2 separate regions of the Homo sapiens genome follow, and region 1 is linked to region 2. Evidence: read pairs that join two places in POLR2A ChIA-PET (ENCODE). Cell type or tissue: Panc1. All regions are shown on one strand.

Region 1 (2,500 bases), 250 kb before region 2:
ATCAGCATTTTAGAAGAAAAAGTAATGTGCTTTTGAAAAAGATAAAGTGTGTAGATTTGCATTTAGGCATCTGATTTTATGTTTTTGTTTTTGTTTGAGACAAGATCTCACTCTGTCACTCAGGCTGGTGTACAGTGTTGCAATTATAGCTCACTGAAACCTTGATCCTCCCGCCTCAGCCTCCCAAATAGCTGGGACTACAGGCAGACACCACCACACCCAGCTACTTTTTTTTTTTCTGATAGAGTCAGGGTCTTGCTGTGTTACTCAAGCTGGTCTCAAACTCCTGGCCTGAAGTGATCCTTCTGCCTAGGCCTCCCAAAGTGCTGGAATTACAGGGATGAGCCACCATGCCCAGCCTAGGCACCTAACTTTAACAGAGATATTACTGGTATCTCAAAATATATATTTATTTAACAGGTCACTAATCTAAAGTATTTGTTAAAGTACAGATTATGAGAAATTATATTTTCAAGCTTTCAGAATTTGGAGGTGCCATGATGTAATTTCACATGCACTTTTTTATTATATTTTTTAATTTTTTTGAGACAGAGTGTTACTCTGTTTCCCAGGCTAGACTGCAGTGGTACTATCTCAGCTCACTGCAACCTTCACCTCCCGGGTTCAAGCAATTCTCCTGCCTCAGCCTCCCGAATAGCTGGGATTACAGGTGCCCACTACCACACTCGGCTAATTTTTATATATTTAGTAGAGATGGGGCTTCACCATGTTGGCCAGGCTGGTCTCGAACTCCTGGCCTCGAGTGATCTGTCCACCTCAACCTCCCAAAGTGCTGGAATTAACAGGCATGAGCCACTGCACCTGGCCTCACATGAACTTTTTAGTCCCTGGCACCAGTTGGAATAACTGGCTGCAGTGGTGACTACAGGTTTAAATTTTAGAATTTAGAAATATTTCAGATTTTTTTTTTTTGAGATGGAGTCTCGCTCTGTCGCCCAGGCTGGAGTGCAGTGGCATGACCTCGGCTCACTGCAGCCTCCACCTCCTGGGTTCAAGCGATTCTGCTTTCTCCTGCCTCAGCCTCCTGAGTAGCTGGGACTACAGGTGCCTGCCACCAGGCCCGGCTAATTTATTTGTATTTTTAGTAGAGATGGGGTTTCACCGTGTTGGCCAGGATGGTCTTGATCTCCTGACATCATGATCTGCCCGCCTCGGCTTCCCAAAGTGCTGGGATTACAGGCAGGAGCCACCGCACCCGGCCAATATTTCAAATTAACTTCCTCATATCTCACCCTTTTTTCTCTATGTGAGCTAACTTTGTGTATCTAAACTCATTTTTGGCTGGGCACAATGGCTCACACCTGTAATCTCAGCACTTTGGGAGGACTGCTTGAGACCAGAAGTGGGAGACCAGTCTGGACAACATGGTGAGACTCTGTCTCTACAAAAAATTTTTAAAAATTAGCTGGATGTGGTGGCATGTTCCTCTGGTCTCAGCTACATGGGAGGCTTAATAAAATAAACTAAATTTTGATTAGGTATTCAATATATTAAATATAACTAGGATTCCTCATAAAAGTCATAATTTTTATATGTTAAAGATGTTTTATTTAGATAAGTTTACACTTTCTAATGGAGTCATTCATTTAAACATTTAATATTTATCTTAAATTGGGTGATTTTTATCCGAGTTCAAACGATTACCGCATCATATAGGCTTTGCCAGTTTATAAGCACAAAGGATTAGTATCATGAAAAAGAAATAAATCAGTGTTTTCTTAGAATTGGTGCCCTCCATATTGTCAGGCTGATAAAGTGTTGTACAGAAAACCAAGGAAAAAGGACAAATTAAATTATTTAGATAAAATTTGTGCTCTCAAGCCTTTTGATTTAGTCCTTATTTTTGAAACTGTTATAATCAGAAGTTTCTCCTGGTTTTTGTTTTTTTTTAAATTTTTTGAGACAATTTCTCACTCTGTCGTCTAGGCTGGACTGCAGTCGTGCAGTTACTGCTCACTGCAGCCTCAACCTCCCAGGCTCAAGTGATCCTCCCATCTCAGCCTCCTGAGTAGCTGGAACCACAGGAACATGCCACCACACCTGGCTAACTTTTGTATTTAGCTTAGAGATGGGGTTTTGCCAAATTGCCAGGCTGGTTTCAAACTCCTAGGCTCAAGTGATCCTCCTGCCTCAGCCTCCCAAAGTCCTGGGATTACACTGGGCTTAGTCTGTTTCTCCTTTTTTTTTTTTTTTTTTTTTTTTTTTTTTTTTTTTTTTTGAGACAGAGTGTCACTCTATCGCCCAGGCTGTAGTGCAGTGGTGCGATCTTGGCTCACTGCAACCTCTGCCTCCCAGGTTCAAGTGATTCTCCTGCCTCAGCCTCCCGAGCAGCTGGGATTACAGGTGCACACCACTATGCCCAGCTAATTTCTGTATTTTTAGTAGAGACGGGGTTTCACCATGTTGGTCAGGCTGGTCTTGAACTCCTGACCTCATGATCCACCCGCCTCGGCTTCCCAAAGTGCTGGCATTACGGGCA
Region 2 (2,500 bases):
TCATAAAGTCTGAATATTTCAACTTTGGAAACATAAATGGGAAGTTTTTGAAAATGAATTTTTCACTGAGTATGTAGTTCTAGATTTTTTTTTGACAGGGTCTCGCTTTGTCTCCCAGGATGGGTGTAGTGGTACAATCATGGCTTACTGAGCTGCTACCTCCCAGGCTCAAGCAATCCTCCCACCTCAGCCTCCCGAGTAGCTGGGACCACAGGCACATGCCATCATGCCTGGCAGAGTTTTTTGTTGTTTTTTTTTCTGTAGAGATGGGGACTTCCTGCGTTGCCCAGGCTGGCTTGGAACTAGGCCATGTAATTCCAGATTTTATCTTTCTCAGGAATTATGTTCATTAATTGATTTTCATATTTCTGAAGTTACTTTTGGTTTAAGTTATTAAATTTTGCCAAAAAATATTATCATCACCAAGCTATGTTCGCTTTGTTCATAGACTATACTCAAGACTAAGGTTCAGGCCAGGCACAGTGGCTCACGCCTGTCATCCCGGCACTGTCGGAGGCTGAGGCAGGAGGATCGCTTGAGCCCAGAAGTCCTAGACCAGCCTGGGCAACACAGCAAGACACTGTCTCTACAAAACTTTTTTTTTTTTTAACTAGCTGGGCAGTGGCGTGTGCCTGTAATCCCAGCTCCTTGGGAGGCTGAGGTAGGAGCCTAGGAGGCGGAGGCTGCAGTGAGCTGTGATGACACCACTGCACTCCAGCCTGGGCGACAGAGACCCTGTCTCAACATCAAATAAAAGACTGAGGGTCAACAGAAAAAATGGATTTTTTTCTGTTACACAGGAAACTTTTCCTCTTTATGGTACCCTCTAAACATAATTTTTTGTCTTAGTTTTTTACTCAGAAATTTGTATGGTTTATATAGTACTATCTTTCACCAATACTCAGATGTCCACAAAATACTGACACAGTGTTTAAGCTGGTACATTGGAAGACAGACTCTGAGGCATTTGCTTCTTTAAAGAAGTGCTAATTCAGGAGACAGGCACCATGACCTCTATTATTTCAGTCATATATATACTTTTCTTTTCTCTTTTTTTATGTAATGTAATGATTTATTTGTATTCCATTCTTCCTTTCTCATTAATATAAATGAAACATCCTCTGAACAATACAAAAAACAAAGCACTTAAAATATCGGCCAGGCGTGGTGGCTCACGCCTGTAATCCTAACACTTTGGGAGGCCAAGGTGGGTGGATCACCTGAGGTCAGGAGTTCGAGACCAGCCTGACCAATATGGTGAAACCCTGTCTCTACTAAAAATACAAAAATTAGTTTGGGCATGGTGGTGGGCACCTGTAATCCCAGCTACTCGGGAGGCTGAGGCATGAGAATCACTTGAACCTGGGAGGCGGAGGTTGCAGTGAGCCGAGATTGCGCCACTGCACTCCAGCCTGGGCAACAAAGCGAGAGTCCTTCTCAAAAAAATAAAATAAATAAACTATCTTCCCTGCTTGAGGCACTGCTCTCTTGTTTATTTCAGGAAAGACACAATGCTAAGACCGTGGGGGAGATCAAGCAGTTTGTTTCCCAGTTGCCCCACATGCAGGCAGCAAGGGGCTCGCTTGCAAACCATACCTCAATTGCAGAATTGATCAAAGATGTCACTAGTGAGTATCCTTTGTAATGATTGTTTCAGTCTGGGGCTACTTGCACATACAACGTTTGACACCTAGGTCATCAACACCACAATGCCTCTTCGGGAGAGTCAGCTCTGTCTTAATACCACGTGTTCTTCTCAGTGTTAATGAAGTATACATATGTTAATAGTTAAGGATATTCCAGGCGGGGCATGGTGGCTCATGCCTGTAATCCCAGCACTTCGGGAGGCCAAGACGGGCAGATCACTTGAGGTCAGGAGTTTGAGACCAGCCTGGCCAACATGATGAAACCCCATGTCTACTACAAATACAAAAATTAGCCAGGCACAGTGGTATGCATCTGTAGTCCCAGCTACCTGGGAGGCTGAGGCAGGAGAATTGCTTGAACCTGGAAGGCGGAGGTTGCAGTGAGCCGACATCACGCCACTGCACTCCAGCCTGGGTGACAGAGTGAGACTCCATCTCGAAAAACAAAACAAAAAGAATGTTCCATTTGTTGGCCAGGCATGATGGCTCACATCTGTAACCCCAGCACTTCGGGAGGCTGAGGCAGGCAGATCACTTGAGTCCAGGAATTGAAGACCAGCCTGGGCAACATGGCGAAACCCTGTCTCTACTAAAAATACAAAAATTAGCTGGGCATGGTGGCACATGCCTGTAGTTACAGCTACTCAGGAGGTTGAGGCATGAGAATCACATGAACCCTGGAGGCAAAGGTTACAGTGAGCTGAAATCACGCCACTGCACTCCAGCCTGGTTGAGCGAGACTCCATTAAAAAAAAAAAAGACTGGGCGAGGTGGCTCATGTCTGTAATCCCACCACTTTGGGAGGCCGAGGCAGGTGGATCGCCTGAGGTCAGGCATTCGAGACCAGCCTGGCC

What was found. ChIA-PET counts read pairs that join two places held together with the same protein. Peaks named below come from ENCODE experiments on the same cell type or tissue, not always from the same donor. Only the 100,000 strongest peaks of a DNase experiment are listed, where the experiment ranks them.
Region 1: POLR2A ChIA-PET joins it to region 2 with 11 read pairs; 8 of 35 experiments call an interaction of 5 or more read pairs at or near these places.

What each region holds. Positions count from the first base shown.
Region 1 is chr12:122,495,587-122,498,086 of GRCh38, reverse strand. All of the region lies in intron 2 of ZCCHC8 (zinc finger CCHC-type containing 8), which reads left to right. Among named protein-coding and RNA genes, the nearest start is that of ZCCHC8, 4.1 kb to the left of the region's middle. In Panc1, no CTCF peak of the experiment used is centred here; no DNase peak of the experiment used is centred here; H3K4me3 peaks cover 41 bases; H3K27ac peaks cover 138 bases.
Region 2 is chr12:122,241,510-122,244,009 of GRCh38, reverse strand. It overlaps VPS33A (VPS33A core subunit of CORVET and HOPS complexes), which reads left to right. Exons shown (of 13, transcript NM_022916.6): 8 at 1,502-1,628. Among named protein-coding and RNA genes, the nearest start is that of DIABLO, 17 kb to the right of the region's middle. In Panc1, no CTCF peak of the experiment used is centred here; no DNase peak of the experiment used is centred here.